Linked DNA regions of Homo sapiens: regions 1, 2, 3, 4, 5 and 6 are each linked to region 7. A link is a contact called in ENCODE Hi-C or POLR2A ChIA-PET data. All regions are on one chromosome and are shown on one strand. The core of a region is the stretch at or near the end of the contact, and the rest is flanking DNA. Distances in the headings are between cores, read along the strand shown. Region 1 has its middle 11 kb from the start of SESN2. Region 2 holds the start of YARS1 (tyrosyl-tRNA synthetase 1). Region 3 holds the start of TAF12-DT (TAF12 divergent transcript). Region 4 holds the start of MED18 (mediator complex subunit 18). Region 5 holds the start of RCC1 (regulator of chromosome condensation 1). Region 6 holds the start of RNF19B (ring finger protein 19B). Region 7 holds the start of LAPTM5 (lysosomal protein transmembrane 5).

The links. Hi-C counts contacts between places; a loop is a spot of excess contacts on that map. ChIA-PET counts read pairs that join two places held with the same protein, here RNA polymerase II (POLR2A). Pooled maps may share reads with other maps.
Region 1: a map with no recorded cell type shows a loop between it and region 7 (14-fold over the local background). The contact joins the enhancer-like site here to the promoter of LAPTM5 in region 7. A Hi-C loop is called at or near these places in 2 of 37 single-sample maps with no recorded cell type and 8 of 50 pooled maps. POLR2A ChIA-PET finds 5 or more read pairs at or near these places in 1 of 52 experiments (GM12878).
Region 2: a loop to region 7 is called in a pooled map, with 10 times the contacts of the local background. The contact joins the promoter of YARS1 here to the promoter of LAPTM5 in region 7. A Hi-C loop is called at or near these places in 1 of 168 maps with a recorded cell type or tissue (natural killer cell), 4 of 37 single-sample maps with no recorded cell type and 10 of 50 pooled maps.
Region 3: a map of GM12878 shows a loop between it and region 7 (4-fold over the local background). The contact joins the promoter of TAF12-DT here to the promoter of LAPTM5 in region 7. A Hi-C loop is called at or near these places in 1 of 168 maps with a recorded cell type or tissue (GM12878), 4 of 37 single-sample maps with no recorded cell type and 6 of 50 pooled maps. POLR2A ChIA-PET finds 5 or more read pairs at or near these places in 5 of 52 experiments (Caco-2, GM12878, T-cell and 2 more).
Region 4: a loop to region 7 is called in a pooled map, with 8 times the contacts of the local background. The contact joins the promoter of MED18 here to the promoter of LAPTM5 in region 7. A Hi-C loop is called at or near these places in 6 of 50 pooled maps. POLR2A ChIA-PET finds 5 or more read pairs at or near these places in 2 of 52 experiments (AG04450 and naive thymus-derived CD4-positive, alpha-beta T cell).
Region 5: a map with no recorded cell type shows a loop between it and region 7 (11-fold over the local background). The contact joins the promoter of RCC1 here to the promoter of LAPTM5 in region 7. A Hi-C loop is called at or near these places in 1 of 37 single-sample maps with no recorded cell type and 5 of 50 pooled maps. POLR2A ChIA-PET finds 5 or more read pairs at or near these places in 1 of 52 experiments (activated CD8-positive, alpha-beta T cell).
Region 6: a loop to region 7 is called in a map of OCI-LY7, with 8 times the contacts of the local background. The contact joins the promoter of RNF19B here to the promoter of LAPTM5 in region 7. A Hi-C loop is called at or near these places in 1 of 168 maps with a recorded cell type or tissue (OCI-LY7), 3 of 37 single-sample maps with no recorded cell type and 6 of 50 pooled maps.

What each region holds. Positions count from the first base shown.
Region 1 is chr1:28,247,211-28,249,948 of GRCh38, forward strand. No RefSeq gene overlaps it. Among named protein-coding and RNA genes, the nearest start is that of SESN2, 11 kb to the right of the region's middle. RefSeq lists an enhancer at 1,193-1,392. Within about 2 kb of position 1,426, at least 39 of the 41 ENCODE cell types and tissues checked have a DNase peak (open chromatin) inside an H3K27ac peak, as active enhancers do; they include GM12878, where a contact is called at or near this core.
Region 2 is chr1:32,815,781-32,818,647 of GRCh38, forward strand. It overlaps YARS1 (tyrosyl-tRNA synthetase 1), which reads right to left and starts at 1,578. Exons shown (of 13, transcript NM_003680.4): 1 at 1,408-1,578. The coding sequence starts at 1,464. It overlaps S100PBP (S100P binding protein), which reads left to right and starts at 1,873. Exons shown (of 7, transcript NM_022753.4): 1 at 1,873-1,909. RefSeq lists enhancers at 690-1,191, 1,192-1,691, 1,440-1,749, 2,117-2,286, 2,720-2,829.
Region 3 is chr1:28,641,944-28,644,643 of GRCh38, forward strand. TAF12-DT (TAF12 divergent transcript) reads left to right here and starts at 1,313. Exons shown (of 2, transcript NR_146730.1): 1 at 1,313-1,820. It overlaps TAF12 (TATA-box binding protein associated factor 12), which reads right to left and starts at 1,124. Exons shown (of 6, transcript NM_005644.4): 1 at 1,049-1,124. RefSeq lists a silencer at 2,674-2,700.
Region 4 is chr1:28,327,599-28,330,298 of GRCh38, forward strand. It overlaps MED18 (mediator complex subunit 18), which reads left to right and starts at 1,442. Exons shown (of 3, transcript NM_017638.3): 1 at 1,442-1,582. RefSeq lists enhancers at 1,476-1,983, 1,984-2,491.
Region 5 is chr1:28,504,581-28,507,382 of GRCh38, forward strand. It overlaps RCC1 (regulator of chromosome condensation 1), which reads left to right and starts at 1,463. Exons shown (of 13, transcript NM_001381865.2): 1 at 1,463-1,504. SNHG3 (small nucleolar RNA host gene 3) reads left to right here and starts at 1,363. Exons shown (of 4, transcript NR_036473.1): 1 at 1,363-1,504; 2 at 1,640-1,747. It overlaps SNORA73A (small nucleolar RNA, H/ACA box 73A), which reads left to right and starts at 2,785; the gene lies at 2,785-2,802. RefSeq lists enhancers at 2,277-2,571, 2,763-2,802.
Region 6 is chr1:32,963,405-32,966,104 of GRCh38, forward strand. It overlaps RNF19B (ring finger protein 19B), which reads right to left and starts at 1,405. Exons shown (of 9, transcript NM_001300826.2): 1 at 647-1,405. The coding sequence starts at 1,281. RefSeq lists silencers at 550-759, 1,120-1,689 and an enhancer at 1,000-1,504.
Region 7 is chr1:30,756,365-30,759,064 of GRCh38, forward strand. It overlaps LAPTM5 (lysosomal protein transmembrane 5), which reads right to left and starts at 1,410. Exons shown (of 8, transcript NM_006762.3): 1 at 1,295-1,410. The coding sequence starts at 1,381. RefSeq lists enhancers at 217-1,013, 1,142-1,421, 2,490-2,559.

The DNA.
Region 1 (2,738 bases), core at 176-2,675, 2.5 Mb before region 7:
AGTCAGGGGCGGACCGCCACAGCCTGCACCAATCAGGACCCGGTTGATAGGCAGAGCCTGGCGACTTCGAAGACTCGCCCCCAGTCAAAGAGCCCCGGGGATTCGTTTCCGTACGCAGCCTGGAAACCAGCCTGGGCCTATCCTGCGCGCCGCTGCGGGCTACTATTGGCTGCCAAGAAACCCCGCCCATCTTCCTGCTCATTGGCCGGTGCGGTTTACGTAAGAGGAGCCTGTTGCTGAGCGAAAAGTCTGTTCTGCAATTTTCGCTAAGGAGTTGTTAACGCTGAAACCGCACTGGGCGTCCTGGGGTCAAAAAAACAATACTAGCCACAGTTTATTAAACTGCAACTAAATGCCAGGCTATGTGCGCCAAACTTTTAATATTAATGGTTGTAGGCACCTTTCTTGAACACCCACCACTATCAGCCAGTCACTGAGCCAGATCCTTCAAAATAACAGTAAAAATATAGATAATCTACAGTTTATTGAGCACTTCATCTGCATCAAGCCTTGTTAAGGGGTTTCCATGCATAAGCTCTCATTCTCACAATAGAACGGTGGAGGTAAACTATTGCCCCATTTAACATTTAACATGCAGTCCTGTAGACCCAGCTACTCGGAAGGCTGAGGTGAGAGGACCCAGGAGCTCCAAACTTAAGTGAGCTATGATCGCGCCACTGCACTCCAGCCTGGGCAACAGAACGAGACCTGTCTCAGAAAAACAAAAACGTAATAAAAGAAAAACAAAAACAAAAAAACAGGAAACGGGTTCAGAGAAGTGAAGTGTTTTGCTGAGGTTCACAAAGAAAGGGTTGGAACTGGAACCTTCAACTCCGATATCCTGATTCCAAGTGTGGCCTTTTTAGGGAGGGGGTCGGGGTACAGAATTCCGCTGGGGATAGGGAAAGGTAGGACAGGATGGTGGGAGGCCAGAGGCGTTGCTCCAGGGACAAGCCTCAGGGTGGTTCTCTGAGAATAGGATGTATAGAGCCTCTAGGAGTGGAGGGTTGGGGAAGGAAGGGAGACCAGAGGAAAGGGAGAAGTTGTTCTTTCTGAAAATGTGAGGCTTCTCTCCTGGGGCAGCCTATTAAGGTGTAGGTAGCCCTGGACCTCGAGATTCTAGTCTCCACTCTGTGGCCAACTTCCTAGGGAACCTTGGGCAAATTCCTCTCTCTCGACCTGAGGCTTCCTGCCTTGTAAGAGAGGTAGTAAGCCAAAACAATGGAAAGTGCATTCGGGCTGTGAAGTATTTTAGGACTCTGGTCCTTGCTGGCAGCAGGGGGAATCTTCAGCAACCACAGACCTTTACTTAGCTGTTGCCTGGCCTCTTTTCAAGACCTTCAGGCGGTGACATGGACCCTAACAATCCTATAAACTCAAAACGGTTTGGGCCAGCCCTTTCCTACTCCATTCTGACTTAGCTATAGCAGGATCTGGCCTGCAGGGGGCGTTGAGGAACCACTCAGCCGACAAAACTAAACTAAATCAACCAAGCAATTTGCCCAAAAGCACCCAGTGCGTTAGTTTTTGCATTTAAGAAGGGTAAACGTTTCCAAACCTGAAGATTTCTGTCCTCAGTATGCAATCGAGAAGACGAATTATATACACTGCCAGTTCTTTATGGCACCAGTTCTCTCCATAATGACTCTGCAAGTTTAGAGCTAATTTCTATTTCTTTGTTTTACAGATAGGGAAACAGATTCAAAGAGCTGGAAAAAAAAAATTCAGTTTGGGTTACTTGGCTAAAAGCTGGCACCCGAATTGCCTGACTCCTGGGAAGTGCTCTTAGGAGATAGTTGGCTTTGTTTCTGGGAGTCTGTGGTTGTACTGCCTGCTAATGCACAACTCCAAAGGACAATTTTGGTTGTGTAGCTTGACAGCTCGGCACCTGTCAGCTCTGTGCAGGAAGGACCTCCCTCCCCACCTAGCACAATGCCTGCTTCATGAGTAATTGAATTAATGTGTGACTAAGCCTTGAAGGATGGGTCTTCTTTGGCTTTATCAAACCAATTGGAGTGGAACTTCTTTCCTGAAAGTTCCCCCTGGGCAGGAATTGTATCTGAGATTAGTGGGTGGGGAGGGGGGAAACAATAAGAAGAGCTCAGAAAATGACATCTGGGGTGATAAATCACAGCCCCCCGAATGGTCCCATTACAAGGTCATTATAGTAAAGTGATCTCAGAATTTGAGACTAGAAAACTAATTCAGGAAGAATGAATACAGAACAGATGACAATCATATTAGGGTCATAATCTGAAATGGATCTAAGGCTGAAGACATCTCAAAAACATTTCAAATCCAGTCTAGGTAGGTGTATCTTTGGGACTGGAAGGTGATTGAGGAATATAAATAGCTGGCCAATCAGTGGCCTCAACATAGCTGATGCAAGAGTTGAGAGTGTGGCAACAGAAGAAGGAGATCTTTACCCAACCAAAAATACAAGGCAGTGGGGAGGGGAGGAATGTGCCCAGCCAGTGGCACCCTGCCATGCCCTGCTAGGCTGCTAGCTTCACCACTGGATTTCCCAGAGCCAGGCACAGTGCCTGGTACACACAAGATGGTAAATAAATATTTATTGAATGAAAAAAGGAAGGAAGGAACTGGAGCCCTGACCAGCAGATAGTTGCTGAGTAGAGCAGTTCAATAATTCGTCCTTTCACTTGCTCAGATTCCAGCTGCCTTAGCCACCTTCAGATGATAAATTTGCCTTTCAGTAAAGGCTCTCCTACAAAGAGGAA
Region 2 (2,867 bases), core at 328-2,827, 2.1 Mb after region 7:
AGCGTCTGCTAACGGGTGCAAGTTTTATTAGATAGTGTGATGGTTGTGGCCGGGAGCCGTGGCTCACGCCTGTAATCCCAGCACTCTGGGAGGCCAAGGAGGGTGGATCACGAGGTCAGGAGATCGAGACCACCCTGGCTAACACGGTGAAACCCCGTCTCTACTAAAAATACAAAAAATTAGCCGGGCGTGGGGGCGGTCACCTGTAGTCCCAGCTACTCGGGAGGCTGAGGCAGGAGAATGGCGTGAACCTGGGAGGCGGAGGTTGCAATGAGCCGAGATTGGGCCACTGCACTCCAGCCTGGGCGACAGAGCGAGACTCCGCCTCAAAAAAAAAAAAAAAAAAAAAGATAGTGTGATGGTTGCACAACCTTGTGAACATACTAAAACCCACTGAATTGTGCACTTTAAAAGGGTGAATTTTATAGTATGTGAAGTACATCTCTAAAAAGAAAAAACAGAACAGGCTGTGTGGCCCAACTGATTTATCACTACTCTTAGAAGGAAGCCCAATTTAAAATTGAACAGAATAAGGCCTGCAAGGCTCCCGTGACTTGGTCCCTGCCTACCTCTCTTAAACAAATAAATAAAATGTATACTATGTAGAAACAATAACAAAAAAAAGGCAGAGCAAGGTATGGGGCAGTTCTGGTGCCAGAGGGTTTGTTATTTAAATAAAGTGGTCGGAAATCATGCGTCGCTGATAAGGTGACAACAGTCAGAAGCCTGAAAAAGTTAAGGGGTAAGCAATATAAATATTTAAGTGCTTCCTCATAACTTTGCTCACTCCACTCCAGCTAAATTTGCCACAATTTCTGTTTCCTCCATCTGAAATGCTCTCCCTCCTTATTCTTCCATTCTTCCTCTGGTTCACTTCTACTCCTGTAGTTCTTGGTAACAAACGGAACATTTGTGGAGTGAGGGGGGGGGATCCATTTCCTTCAAGGCGCAGTTTGGAGGTCACTTCCTCAGGGAAGCCTTCCCTTCTCTCTTTCCCTTTAAAGCTCCCAGTATAGCATCTTCCAGTACTTACTTGAACCGTAATGGGTCATTTTTAACGTCTGATCCCCTTCAGACAAGCTCTGGCAGGCCCTTGACGTATCCCCAGCGACTAAGCACCACGTCTGGCACTTAATAGGGGGGTGGAATGGGAGTCCTGGATTCAAAGTTTGGCTCCAACACAAGACAACTGGACGCAAGAGGTGAGCCCACTGTGATTTCTGGGGAACCCAGGGAAGGGCTGCTTGATTGACTGACCGACCAGCAGTGAGATCTACAGGCTCTCTCAGAGCTGCGCCAGCGCCGAGTCCCCGGCCCCACATACTTAGAACCCCGTAATGGGGCTCAAAATCACTGAACCTCGGGCTCCTAATCCCCAACGGCGCATTTCCAACCCCCAGGCCTGACCTGCAGGTTCCGGGTGATAAGGTGCAGTTTCTCTTCAGGGCTGGGAGCGTCCCCCATGGCTCCGCTACCCCTGCTTCCCCCGCTCAGCCCGGCACCAGAGCCCCTTCCTGGGTCACCGTCGCCGCCGCGTGCCGGGAACTGTCACGCGAGTCCAGCCAGGTTGCATCAGCTGGGCTCGGCGCTCCGCTTACTCGGCCTGGACCCCTCCGGCAGCGGCCGGAAAAAGTGAGGAGCAGCAGAGAGTCGAGCAGGTCGATGAGACGGGAAAAGGTGGAGCCAGTGGGCACGGTGGGCGGTGCGGAGGGCGGGGCTGAGGCGCCTGAGCGGGGCACAACCCTCCTAGAGGCGGGACGGTTTCCTGCCAATCACTGCTGGTTTGCCCTCCCCCTGGTGTTGGCCCGGCTGACTCGGGGTAGGGGAGGTCGGGGAGGGGGCGATAAAATGGCGCAGGGGGCGGAGTGAGGCGCAGTCGTTCGCCCAGGCTTTGGCCCGGCTTCCGGAGGTGAAGAGCGGGAGGGACGAGGGGGTCGGCGTTACCCGGCTTGGAGGGGGATGGGGGCGCCTGTTGCTTCTCCAGGGGGTTGCGCACGCCGTCCGCCCCTTGGAGGGATTGGGAGGCCCACGCCCTGCTGCGAGAAGGGCGCGTTCTAGCTCCTGAGGTGATGGCGAGGGAATGTCCCTGCCCCTCCACCTCCAAGTCGGCGGGCGACAGATGCCCCTCACCCCGCTGAGGAAAAGGGAAGCTCCCTGGTCGTCTTGAGAGTCGGGGAGCGCCGTCTGCAGTCCCCTGCCCAGTGGGGGTGGGGGCCGCCTCTGTCCCGGCCGGCTCGGCGGGAGGCTGTTGCTGGCGGGAAGATAGCCGCGGGCTTTTCTGCCGCGTCTCGCGGGTGGGGGCAGGAAGAGGACGACCCATTCCCTGGGGAGATCTGAGGACGGTGGTCCCCGGGAGAGGAGCGCACAGCACAGGCCTGCTGAGGGGCGGGTTTGCCCCTACTGGGGGAGGGGCGGGGAGAAAACTCTCGCTTCTCCCGCTTTCCGCCGGGAGGCGGGAATTCGCGGTGTCCCCGGGGGAGGGAGACGCAAAGGCCCTTCCTGGAAGGCGACACCGTCCCGGGCCGTTGCATTTGTGAGAGAGAGCCAAGGCAGTATCCTCCAAAGGTTGGGCCTGGGCCACCCTTTCTCCGGCTCCTCAAGGGCTGGAGGCGGCGTCACCAGTTACTTCCAGGGCAAGAGGGAAAGCAGTTATTACCTCAGTGGGCCCTGGAAAGGTCCTAGAAGTGGTTGAATTGCCCACGGCCTGCCCTAACCTGATCTCCGGTGTTTTGTGTATTTATTAGGGACTCCAAGCTCTACCAGACCTGCCTGAAGTGTTTTAAAGCACATTTTCTTTTTGAAAAGAAACCTGTTGCTGCAGCTTAGCGCATCTGTTCTCTGTGTCCATGTGGGAGGAGAATCCTGGC
Region 3 (2,700 bases), core at 63-2,562, 2.1 Mb before region 7:
TGTAATCCTAAGCCTCTTTGAACCTTAGCCTTCTTAAATGTAAAATAGGAGTTTTTAAAAGATGATCTTTTGGGACTCTTCCATCACTGACATTCTTTTATTTGAGATGCAGAGATCTGTGCTCATTCAGGGTTGAGTGGAATGGGATTTAAAGCACTTATCAAGTACATAACTGAGTTCCAACTGTTTTCAACTTCACATCTGATTCCCAAGAATGAAGCAGAAAATGAAGATGTTTGCATATGGGCTTCCTAGATTGAGTATCTGACACAAGAAAAGCTTGCCAAGAGCCAAGTAGGCAGTGCGAAGGAGAAGTTGTCTTCCCCTGAATACGTCCTTTATCTCTCTGGGTTCAGGGAATACTGTGAAAAAATGGATCACTAAATCTTTTCCAAACCCTTTCCCTTTACTTTGTAGGCTGATCTCATATCCATGGTCCCTTAGATCCAAGGCTTTTAGGAGCTTGGGTACTCACAGCCCTGTTCCGAGACTCAGGAACTCGGAGTCTCAAAGCCCGGATCCCGTCCCCAAAGAAGCCCCAGTCTTCACTGCCCGCTTCTGTTCCCTTCCAAACTCAAGTTTTCTCTGTCTGCTTCTGCCCCTCAGGAACCTAAGTCTTCGCTGCCCCGTTTCTGAATCCTTAGGAGCCCGGGTCTTCACTGTCCCGCTTCTGCCTCTTAGGAGCCCAAGTCCTCACCGCTCCACTTTTACCTCTCCGGAGCCTGTGTCTTCACGCCCCGTTCCTTTCTGACCCTTTCCTCGTAGGAGTGCGGGTCCTCATAATCCTGCTCCTCTCAGACCACTTTCCCTCAGATGCCGGAGAACTCGCATCCGTCCCCGTTCCCTAAGTCCCGTCTTAGAGCCCGGGTCCCCACAGCCGCGTCTTCTCCGAGCCTGATCCTCTCAGTCAGTCCCTTCCCAAGAGCCTGAATCCTCACAGCCCCGTCTCGTCCACAACCTGGTCCTTCGAACACTGACCCACTGTAGGTCTGGGTCCTGACTCCCTCCTCCCGCTCTTGTTCCTCAACTGCCAGGGCCCAAGACTCACAGGCAGCAGCGTCTATCTCCCCATGATATGCAGAGACTGCCCCAGTGAAGCGTTCGTCTCAGCAGCCGGTCCGACTGCGCGGCCCTCCCCGACTACTTCCGGCACCGCTCCCCGCCTCCAACCCGGAAACGCGCGGCTCTTCCGGCCGGCGGGCGCGCGCCTCGCTTGCGCAGGCGCAGACTGCCCTCCGACACGTGGTGGCGATATTGAGCTGTGTGTAGGTACACCCTGCAGCTTGCGCTTTTAACTGCTTGTGGTTGAGTGGCAGCATGAGCGAGCTCTGCGTATTCCAACCCGGCGTTAAGAATCCTTCACTAGCTTTTCTTCCCGACGCTGCTTATTTATCTATCGGTAGCATGACGGGTAATTGACGCCCTCGGATGGCTTTGAGGTCGCCATTTTTGGTTGGTGCCTTTGTCTTGGTGTCAGGACTGGGATATCATCTGGGACACATTACCCCACAGGTATCCTGTTGGACCTCAACGAGGAAGTTGGCAACAGAGGAACCAGGAGATGAGAGAGATCGGTTGGTTGTGCCTGTGAACTGGCAATTCAGTAGTAACAATTGAGTGCTTACTGTTTGCCGGGAATTGTGCTAATCCGCTTACCTCCGTTACGCCATTTAATCATTTAGAGGAGACCTGTGAGAGATTAAGCAAAGTTCTAGCTAATAAGTGCAGAGCCTCAGCTTGAACTCAGAACTCACTACTAAGCCAAAGCCTGTCCTGTAGCATTCTCTAATGCTTTCAGTTTTTCGGCTGTCAGATGCTTGGTGAGAACTGCTGTTATGTGGCTCACGCCTGTAATCCCAGCACTTTGGGAGGCCGAGGAGGGTGGATCACGAGGTCAAGAGTTCAAGACCAGTCTGGCCAAGATGGTGAAACCCCGTCTCTACTAAAAATACAAAAAATTAGCCGGGCGTGGTGGCATGCGCCTGTAATCGCAGCTACTCCGGAGGCTGACGCAGAGAACTGCTTAAACCTGGAGGGGCGGAGGTTGCAGTGAGCCGAGATCGCGCCACTGCACTCCAGCCTGGGCGACAGAGCGAGACTCTGTCTCAAAAAAAAAAAAAAGAGAACAGCTGTTATTTTTTACTGTATGCTGGAATGTTAGGCATGCAAGTAAGACCCAATTCCAGCATCTGTAAGGTTCACAGTAAGATGGAGAAGAACCCACAAACACACCAAAAATTGTATAAAGAGCTGTGACAGGCCAGAGTGAGCCACATAGAAATTAGGAAGAGGTGCCCAGATTGGTGCGGCATCCTGCCCTGTCTTTATATCTTCCTAATCCTCATCCTACCACGTTCCCAGTCCACCCTCTACACTGCCACCCAATCCAAATTCTCAGATTCAAGTCCTCATGAACATTGGGCTCTAAGCTGTATTCCTAGCCTTATTTCCTTGCCACTGCTCTCCATTCTTTTTAGGGTCCGGCATACCACTTTTTGTTGTTGAATGCCTATACATCTTTTTTAAGACCCAGGTTGAATGTATATACGTTCATTTGACAAGTGTTTGAGTCTCATTGTGTGACAAGCCTTTTGCTATGTGCTGAGTACATAACTGGTGGCTAAGACGGATGATCTCTGTCCTTAGAAAGTTTGCAACCTAGAGTGGGAAACAGACCATTAGCAACTGCACAAAAGGGTG
Region 4 (2,700 bases), core at 192-2,691, 2.4 Mb before region 7:
CTCTTTTTACTTTTTTTTTTGAGCCGGAGTCTTGCTCTGTCGCCCAGGCTAAAGTGCAGTGGTGCGATCTCGGCTCACTGCCAGCTCTGTCTCCCAGGTTCACACCATTCTCCTGACTCAGCCTCCCAAGTAGCTGGGACTACAGGCGCCCGCCACTACGCCCAGCTAATTTTCTGTATTTTTAGTAGAGACAGGGTTTCACCGTTAGCCAGGATGGTCTCGATCTCCTGACCTCGTGATCCACCCCCCTCGGCCTCCCAAAGTGCTGGGATTACAGGCGTGAGCCACCGCGCCTGTCCTCTTTTTACATTTTTAAAATCTTTTTCTGACATTTGTTTCTCAGCTGGAGTTGTACCAAAGCGCCTAACTGGTCGTTTTTCTTTAATTTTTTTCCAGACAGGATCTCCCTCTGTTGCACAGGCTGGAGTGCAGTGGCGCTATCTCAGCTCACTGCAACCTCTGCCTCCTGGACTCAAGCAATCCTCCCACCTCAGCCTCCCAAGTAGCTGGGACTGCAGGTGCGAGCCACTACGTTCAGCTAATTTTTTGTATTTTTTGTAGACACAGGGTTTCACCATGTTGTTCAGGCTGGTCTTGAATTCCTGAACTCAAGCCATCTGCCCGCCTTGGCCTCCCAAAGTGCTGGGATTACAGGCCTGAGCCACCGTGTCCGGCCTGGTCTTTTTTCTCTAGGCTCTCTCCTTTCCCAAACTTTTCTCCATGTTGTAGCCAGGGTTCTTTTAAAGCTCACATGTATTCTTTGGTATGGCACTGCAGAGTACTCCTGGATCTGGACCTACTCCTTTTCCAGACTCTTTTTTTTTTTTGAGACAGAGTCTCTCTCTGTAGCCCAGGCTACAATGCAGTGGCGCGATCTCGGTTCGCTGCAACTTCCGCCTCCCGCGTTCAAGCGATTCTCCCACCTCAGCCTCCCTAGTAGCTGGGATTACAGGCGCGCGTCACCATGCCCGGCTAATTTTTGTATTTTTAATGGAGACGGAGTTTTACCATCTTGGCCAGGCTGGTCTCGAACTCCTGACCTCAAGTGATCCGCCTGCCTCGGCCTCCCAAAGTGCTGGGGTTACAGGCGTGAGCCACCGCGCCCAACCCCTCAGTTCTTTTTTCTTTTGAAACCCACTATAATCTCTGTAAGTCCTATCAGTTCCAAGAGACTTTCTACACAAATACATCTCCAGGTTGTCAAACCTAAAAAGATTTTCCTAGAGCATGGCCTATGACGTCAAGGATCCAGGTAGCGCCCGGAGGAAAGCGCCAAAGGAGGCCGCCATCTTTCATACAGCAGCCCGGAATTTTGCGCATGCGCCTCTGATTGTCTGTCCGCAATGAAGCTCTTCGGCCTTCTCGGCACCCATACGTTTGGGAACGGCAGTTTCGAGGTTTGTGAGACGTCGGCTTCCGACCGGAAGTGAGAAGAGGAGGAAGTTGGCTGGTTGCACCGATCTGGGGGCTTCCCGGGCTCGGGTAACCGGAGTGCTGGTATCTAATCGTCGCTCAAAAGCTCCTAGGTGCGCGGGTGGATATAATTCCCGGCTTCTCGAGAAGACACTACAGCCTCAAGGAGGTGTGCTTCTAGTGTTTAATTGGATACGTGTTATGGATGCCGGCTTAGAAGGACCTATATACCATCATCTTAAAATAACTTCCCCTTGGCTCTCTCTCTCTTTTTTTTTTTTTTTTTTTTTTTGAGACGGAGTTTCGCTCTTGTTGCCCAGGCTGGAGTGCAATGGCGCGATCTCGGCTCACCGCAACCTCGCCTTCCGGGTTCAAGCGATTCTCCTGCCTCAGCCTCCTGAGGAGCTGGGATTACAGGCGCTCGCCACCAGGCCTGGCTAATTTTTTGTATTTTTAGTAGAGTCGGGGTTTCTTCATGTTGGTCAGGCTGGTCTCGAACTCCCAACCTCCAGTTGATCCGCCGGCCTCGGCCTCCCAAAGTACTGAGATTACAGGCGTGAGCCACCGCGCCCGGCCTTGGCTCTCTTTAAAAGGCATTTTTAGGCTAGCCGCAGTGTGGTCTCCCGCCTGTAGTAGTCCCAGCTACTCGGCTTGAGCCCAGGAGTTCGAGGTTATAGTGAGCTAGGAACTCCCCACTGCACTGCAGCCTGGGCTACAGAGCGAGATCCTGTCACCAAAAAAGAAAAGCGTACGGGGGAAGGCATTTTCAGAGAGATAGAACGCCTAGATGTTAGTTTGGTCCAAACTCTGCTACCAACTTGCTGTGTGTATCCTTCTGTCCCTCTCCAAGTCTCAATATCCTCATCTATAAAACGAAGGTCCCTTAAGTCACTTTTTCAGTTCTTCTGAATTTTGTTGCCTCTTTATTATCTCGTTTGAGCCACATAGCCTTGGGAGTTAAAAATCACTGGCCTTTGGCCGGGCACGGTGGCTCACACCTGTAATGCCAGCACTTTGGGAGGCCGGATCACCTGAGTATCACCTGAGGCCAGGAGTTCGAGGCCAACCTGGCCAACATGACGAAACCCCGTCTCTACTAAAAATACAAAAAAAATTAGCTGGGCTTGGTTGCGGGCGCCTGTAATCCCAGCTACTCGGGAGGCTGAGACAGGAGAATCGCTTGAACCTGGGAGGCAGAGGCTGCAGTGAACAGAGATTGCGCCATTGCACTCCAGCCTGGGCGACAAGAGTGAAACTCCGTCTCAAAAAAAAAAAAAAAAAAAAATC
Region 5 (2,802 bases), core at 213-2,712, 2.3 Mb before region 7:
AATCCCAGTACTTTGGGAGGCCAAGGCGGGCATCACTTGAGGTGAGGAGTTCGAGAGCAGCCTGGCCAACATGGTGAAACCCGGTCTCTACTAAAAATACAAAAATTAGCCGGGCATGGTGGCATGCCTATAGTCCCAGCTACTCGGGAGGCTGAGGCAGGAGAACTGGTTGAACCTGGGAGGTGGAGGTTGCAGTGAGCCGAGATCACACCACTTCCTTCCAGCCTGGGCGACAGAGCGAGACTCCGTCTCAAAAAAAAAAAAAAAAAAAAAGTCCAGGTGCGCTGGCTCATGCCTGTAATCTCAGCACTTTGGAGGCCGAGGCGGGTGGATTGCTTGAGGTCAGGAGTTCGAGACCAGCCTGGCCAAGATGGTGAAACCCCGTCTTGCTAAAAATACAAAAATTAGCCAGGCACGGTGGCGGGCGCCTGTAATCCCAGCTACTGGGGAGGCCGAGGCAGGAGAATCGCTTGAACCCGGGAGGCCGGGGTTGCAGTGAGCCGAGACCGCGCCATTCCACTCTAGCCTGGGTGACAGAGCAAAACTCCATCTCGAAAAAAAAAGAAAGAGTATAGGGCAGTGCTTTTAATTACATTCATTCACACTGTTGTGCAATGGAGTTTTTTATTTTTTATTTTTATTTATTTTTATCCGGGCCAGGCCTGGAGTTTTTAAACTTTTATCTGATTCGTCTAGGGGCACTTTCATCTTATTTACCTTCACATTTATCAAATTATTTCTTTCACAGGTGACAGAGCAGATTCAATTCCTTTTGATACTCCGTATTTCTCTATATGTATTTTTTTCATTCTGCATTCTTATTATTCCAACGTTTTACTTATTTATTTGGAGAGAGAGTTTCGCTCTGTCGACCAGGATGGAGTGCATCGGCGCGATCTCGGCTCACTGCAACCACCGCCTCCCAGGTTCAAACGATTCTCATGCTTCAGCCTCCCGAGTAGCTGGGACTGGAGGTGCGCGGCACCATGCCTGGCTTATGTTCTGTATTTTTTGTAGAGACGGGGTTTCGCCATGATGCCCAGGCCGGTCTCGAACTCCTGGCCTCAAGCGATCCGCCCCTCACGGCCTTCAGAGCTGCTGTAATCACAGGCGTGAGCCACCGCGTTCGACTCTTCCAAAAACTTTTTGGCCAGTTTATCTAAGGGCATATCCTACAGACTGAGTCCAGTGATTGCACAGAAGTAAACGTCCTCTGCAGCTACATACCTACAAACCTATTTCTGTAACGTACATTCCCCAGCAAGGTCCCGCGGGAAGGATCCACTACCGCGAGAGGCCTCCCAGCCAGGAAGGGGTGGGGCTCAATCTGCAGTAGATTCCCAGAAGCCTCAGTGAGTTTCTGATTCTCTAACTGCGCATGCTTCTGCGCACGCGCAATAGACATTCCAGGACTTCCGGGCACTTCGTAAGGTTTAAAAAGGATGCTTCGCGTTTTCTCTCTCCTTTTTGGAGACAGATTCGCAGTGGTCGCTTCTTCTCCTTGGTAAGTGTGATCCTTGGTAAGTGTGATCAGATGCTTGCCACCGGAGTTGTGGGTCTAATGCTATAGATCAGTAGCCGAGCTTCCCTAGGAAGATCATATAGTATTTTATTTATTTACTTTTTTTTTTTTTTTGAGACGGAGTCGGTTTGTCACTCAGGCTGGACTGCAGTGCTCGTTGCAACCTCCGCCTGCCGGGTTCAAGCGATTCTCGTGCCTCAGCCTCTCCAGCAGCTGGGATTACAGGCACGTGCCACCACGCCCGGCCAATTTTTGTATTCTTAGTGGAGACGGGGTTTCGCTATGTTGGTCAGGCTGGTTTTGAACTCCTGATTTCCGGTGATCCACCACCCTCGGCCTTCCAAAGTGCTGGGATTACAGGCGTGAGCCACCGCGCCTGGCCGGAAATCATGTAATTTAAAACTATATATGGGTGTCTTAGGCGGCATCGGTCCCAACTCTAAAGTACGCGTTAGACGGGCCTGGGCCAGAAGTGGGCCATGGAGACCTCGGGACCCGCAGGGCTGCCGCCCGACCCAGCGAGCCTCTGAAGGTGCACCGCCACCCCCACTGTTTATCTTACTGCCTCATAGTAGGCACATTGTCGTTCTCAATATAATTGCACACAGTTTTATTCTGGATCCTCATTTGCCTTTAAGAATTTTCTCAATTTTTCTTTTTATTTGATCGCACCACTGCAACCTCCGCCTGCTGGGCTCAAGCAATTCTCCTGCCGCAGCCTCCCGAGTAGCTGGGACTACAGGCGTGTACCACCGCGCCTGGCTTATTTTTGTATTTTTAGTAGAGACGGGATTTCACCATGTTGGCCAGGCTGGTCTCCAACGCCTGACCTTGTGGTCCGCCACGCCAGGCCGAAGATTTTCATAATTTGGAAGCATTGCGTTTCGTAATTATGCTTTCTCGTATTTTTGTGATTTGGGTCATTTTTATTTTTATATTTTTAGGATTACAGGCGTGAGCCATCGTGCCTGGCCGATTTGGGGGTAATTAACAAGTCCACGTGTTTCATTTGAATTTAGGATAGCTGGGCCTAATTGTTGTCTTTGCTTCTGCGGTACCTTCCACATAGTACTAACCGCCTATTGTAAAGTAATTAGAATAGCTGAATATGCATGTTACCAGTCTAGAAACCGATTTTTTTTTAACACCCCACTGTGGACAGGGTGGAAACTCGTTTGCTTTCTTGTTTAAGATCTGTAGTAACATGAATGGATGAAATTGTTTCCTATTGGATTCTGTAAATTTATGCGTTACACTGATTGTCCAACGTGGATACACCC
Region 6 (2,700 bases), core at 155-2,654, 2.2 Mb after region 7:
CACTCTCATTAAGAGATACTCCCCACCTTGGCCGGGAGCGGTGGCTCACGCCTGTAATCCCAGCACTTTGGGAGGCCGAGGCAGGAGGATCACCTGAGGTCAGGAGTTCGAGACCAGCCTAGCCAACATGGTGAAACCCCATCTCTACTAAAAATACAAAGAAATTAGCCGGGTGTGGTGGCGGGCGCCTGTAATCCCAGCTACTCGGGAGGCTGAGGCAGGAGAATCGCTTGAACCTGAGAGGCGGAGGTTGCAGTGAGCCGAGATCGCGCCATTGCACTCCAGCCTGGGCGGCAGGGCGAGACTCCGTCTCCAAAAAAAAAAAGAAAAAAAAAAAAAGATACTGTCCTCACCTCCGGACAGAGGGCATTCCCCCAACAAAAAAACCGCCTCTCCCTGTCTCCTAACTTGGACAGCTCCCTTCCCCTCACCGAATGCTTAGCAGCCACCTCGAGCCCTGGGGCAGGGGGCGGGGTGTCGGGTGCGTTCACACCACTAGTCTGGGCTTGCCTGATGGTTACCACCCCGCCGAAGCTGCCGCCTTGCGGGTTTCCCTGCTTGGGACACCCACGCGGGGTCCCTGCTGCCCCCAGCCACGCCCCTCGGCTGCAGCCCGCCGCCACCCGCGCCACGCCCCCGCGCTCACCCGCAGTCCGGGGCCGGGCACCAGCGGCAGTCGGGGTCCGAGGCTAGGTAGCGGCGCAGCATGAACTCCTCGTACTTGTGCATAAGCGGCGGGTCGGCGAGCAGCAAGCGGATGTCGTGCGGGTTGAGTCGCTCGCTGCACTCGGGGCAGCTGATGGGCACCCTGCTCTCGCTTATCTCCAGGCGCAGGTAGTGGCGGAGGCAGTCCCGGCACGAGCGGTGCGGACAGCTGAGGAGGCGCGGGGCCCGCTCAGGCGGCAGCCGCACCAGGCACAGCGGACACTCCACCTCCTCCGCGCCCGGGCCACCGCCCTCCGCCGCCTCCTCATCGTCGAACCCAGGCTCCGCCGCCGCCGCCGCGGCCTCCGCCTCGGCCTCGGCGGCCGGCTCGGCGGGCAGCGCCTCGGGCGGCGGGCCCTGGGCCGCGGCAGGGGCCGGGGCGGGCGGCGGCTGCGCAGCCGGGGGCGGCGGCTCGGCCTGCGGCTTGGCCCGGGCGCGGCGGCCGCGGGCCGAGGCAGAGAAGACGCTGTGCAAGGTGAGGCGCCGGCGCCGGCCGCCGCTGCGGCACTTAGGGTCGGGTGCGGCCGCATGTAGCGATGTGGAGCGCGGCGACTCGGAGTCCTTCTCGGAGCCCATGGCCGGCAGAGGCCGAGGAGCCAGGGGCGCCCAGCGCCGCCACAGCTCCCGCCTCAGCGCCCCTCAGCCAGCGCCCGGCCGCCGCCGACGCCGCCACCACCGCCTCAACCGCCCTCCCGGCGATAGAAGCCGAGCGGCAACGACGAAGTGATTATAAAGCCTCCGCCCCGCGCGCCGCTGCCCTGCGCAGGCGCTTCGCTCAAACACCTCACAACCCTTGCGCCCCGGTCTAGGAGTGCGCTGGGCAGGGCCGAGCGGGGTGGGGCCGAGCGAGCTGGGGCGGAGCTCCGCCTCCTGCCGGTCAGGTGGTTCCAGGGCCGCCATGTTGCGGAGACTCTCAGAGATCCTAGCCCGCTGCTCTCCCTGGTCTCCGCCTCCAATTCCATCACCATGACACCCAAGGTGGACTTTTTGGTTTGCCGTTCCTCACAGGTTGATTGCCACTTCCAGTAAATGATGGTTCAGTTACATTATTTATAAAAAGCAGGCAGGGGTTGATCAGATGGTGACTCCCAACTGGTTCACCTTCCAACATTTCTGTTTATTAAGCAGACGGCATAAATTAATAAAGAATATATTCATTCACTGAGCTTCTACAAAGTGCGAGGCATTAGAAAATAAAACAGACAAGGTCCCCTATTGCAAGGGACTTCCAGAATAAAGTCCAAATTTCTTAGTCTAGCATTCAGTGTTCTCTATGTATTTAATAAACCCTATGTATATAATAGTCTATTTCTAGGCTCACTTACCATTCTATCCTCCTGGTATCTTGCTTACTTACCAAACTTGTGGAAGGAGACCCAGCGTTTTCTTGCCTGGCAGTGCCTTTGCCTTTCTTTTTCTAGTTCCCCATTCCTCTGACTGGGGGAGGATCTGGACCCTTAGGCTTCCTAGTGGGAGGCAGGCAAACAGCTTCAACAACAGGAATGTATCAGGATTACATTCAATTGCAAATAACAAAAGAAAAAAATAGCTTACGATTGAAATTTATTTATTTTTTTTCCTGAGACGGTTTTGCTCTGTCACCCAGGTTGGAGTGCAGTGGCGTGATCACAGCTCACTGAAGCCTCAACCTCCCAAGCTTAAGCGATCCTCCCACCCCAACCTCTGGAGTAGCTGGGAGCACAGGTGCGCCACCAGGCCTGCCTATTATTTTTATTTTTTTCATGGAGATGAAATCTCCCTGTGTTGCTCAGGCTGGTCTCGAGCTCCTGGGCTCAAGCGATCCTCCTGCCTTGGCCTCTCAAAGTGCTGGGATTACAGGCATGAGCCGCTGCACCTAGCCAGAAATTTCTCTCTTTCCATGAAATATAAGTCCAAAAGTAGGCAGTTCAGGGCTGTTCAGCCATCCTCAGTATTTGGCTTCCAGTGTTAAGGTCACCTCACTATGGTCCATATTCCAAACAGTGGGAAGGAAAA
Region 7 (2,700 bases), core at 160-2,659:
TCTGATGCACAACGAATAATAAAGCACTCACCTGTGCGTCAGGCGTGGTTCTGCATGCTTTGTATGTATCAACTCCCTGAGCCTCACAACAAACCCTATCAGATGGGTATGATAATTCACATCCCCATTTTTTTAAATGAGAAAACTGAGGCTCAGAGAGGTTAAGTAAATTGCCCAAGGCTGCAGAGCTGGGAAGCAGGGAAGCCAGGATTTGCATGCAGGAGTCTGCATCCAGAGGCCGTGGGCTAACCACTGAACAGCATCGCCCCCCTGAAGGCTGGGCTCTTGCCACAGCTCTGCCTGCCCTGCCTGTGACAGGAAGCAGACGCAGGCAGGTCTGAGTTTGCAGCAACCCACCGCAGCATGTGGATCTAGGCTAATTTTGAGGAAGCCCTTCCAGACTCATGAGAAAACTGTTAACCACAGGCCCTGAGTCACCCCAGGAGGAAGTCGCTTGGGTCTAGGGGAGATGAGTGTGGCCAGGAGTTTGGGAGTAGGGTGGGTCTAGGCAGGACAGTACAAGGACACTGACCCTCAGCCACCCCAGGCAGAGGGGCAGCCTTGGCCCCCGGGCACTGTGACTTGCCCAAGACCACACTGTGAGTCACCAGGAAAGGAGGAACCAGTGACAGCCGTGACTTCACAAGTTGCCCAACAAGAGCTTGGGCCGGACAAGTTACCCTAATGATTAGCACAGGTCTCAAGTTCTCTTTGGTGGGCAGAAGGCCGTGGTTTGACTGAGCTGGAAGCTGAGAGGACACGGCCCCTGCCTCCCCACTGGAGGCACAAAGGGGAGATCCCCACTTCTCATCCCCTCGAGTGGCCCAGGCTCCCTCCAGGCCCCAGGGGAAGAATCGGGGCTGTGTCTGCGGCCGACCTCACATCCCGGTCAAACAATCCCAGCCCACGTTCCTCCCAAGATCCCTGCCTTCCAAAGCACTTTCACATCTGCTGTTGGCTTTGCACACAAATAACCTTCCGGCTGCTGCTGTGCCCCATCTCACAGAGGCAGAAACGGAGCCAGCCTCGGAGTGAACGTCAGTTACATTTGCCTGGAAAGTGGATTCCAGCTCCCTTACTCCTCACTCTTGCGGCATCTCCCCAGGGTACCCCCAGCCATTTGACAGAGAAGGAAACTGAGGCCCAGAGCAGGACAGGGATTTGCCCAGGGTCCCCCAGAGAGGTGGAGAGCAGGAGTTCTTTCATTTGTGGGGCTCCGTAGATGACGGGTCACCGCAGACATTCACACTCACACAAGCACGCACGCACACACACCCGGGGCCCGCACACTCACCACATGGTAGATGGCCAGGGCGGTGGTTGCGATGCGGACATTGAAGCAGCAGCAGGTCTGGCGGACAGTGGACAAGCGGGGGTCCATGGTGCTGCCGTCCCCTCCTCTGAGACACTGAAGGGGAAAGAGCCTGGTGCCTGGAGCAGGGCAGAGAAGGGGAAGCTGCTGGCTGCCCTCCTCACTTCCTTCCTGCCCCTTAGACAGGCAGGGACAAGGTCGTCACAGCTGGGGCGGGGCAGCTGGGGAGGGGGAGTGGGGACAGGGCAGCAGCCTGCCTCAGAGCACCCCACTGCCCTCTGCCATTCCCAGGAGGGGGTTCCAGAGAGGACAGACCCTAACACGGTCATCATGCCCTTCTCTGCACCAGGGCCAGGGTTCCACCGTTTCACACAGCTTGCTTACTAGAAGAACACTACCAACTTTGGAAGCCAGGACTGTTACCAAGCCCATTTCCAGATGAGGAAACAGCTGTCCAGAGAGGTCAAGGCACTTGCCCCAAATCACACAGTAGTTAGCACTGGTGGCAGAATTCAAACCCAGATCTGTCTGGCTGCAAAAATAGCTATTGTCTAGGAGGCATTTCCTGCCTCTTCCAGGCATGCTCCTGGATTCACTCCTTTCATCCTCACCTCAATCCTTTGAGAGAGGTACTATTATGATCCCCATTTTACAGATGAAGAAACTGAGGCACAGAGAGGGGGAATGATTCGTGCAAGGTCACACAGCTAGTCAATGAAGGTGCAAGGATTTTAACTGAGGCTGACTGGTGCTAGAAGCCTCCCTGGAGCTGGTGTTCTCTCCCACTTCCTCACCCTGAGCCGCAGGGAGAAGCTTGTTCTTCCTAAGCTACGAAGAGGCGTGCAGGGCTCCAGACAAGGACGGAAGAATAACCAGGAAGCAAACCCATCAACTGTGCGCCAGGCCCTGGGCTAGGCTTCTCTTCTAGGTGGGTCAATAACTCTTCACAGCAATCTGTGAGACCCGAACCTCACTTTCAGGGCCTCAAGACCCAATCCCCATACTCACACAAAATCAGGGATTGCTTTTCCCCCTTGATCTTGCAAAAAGTTGGAATTAATAAGCCACAACTCTTAGGCAAGCTACCCTGGAATCTCTACTCCCTCCTCAGATGATAAATTATCCATATTGCAATAAAGAAAGGGAATAGGAAGTACATGCAACATTTCTGGAAGAAGCCCTGCTTCATTCCACAGCTGAGCCCCTTTGCAATGCCAAGCTTCTAGTGCAGAGCAGACAGGAACTGCCATGAAGCCCTGCCCTCCCAGGAGATCATGGAGTTAGGATTGGACACTGCTGCAGCCCATCATTTCTGCCCCAGGAGAGGTTATAGAAAGTCCCTAAGCTCCTCCCACTTGGCAGGAGTTGCTCTGTTAGACCCACAAAAC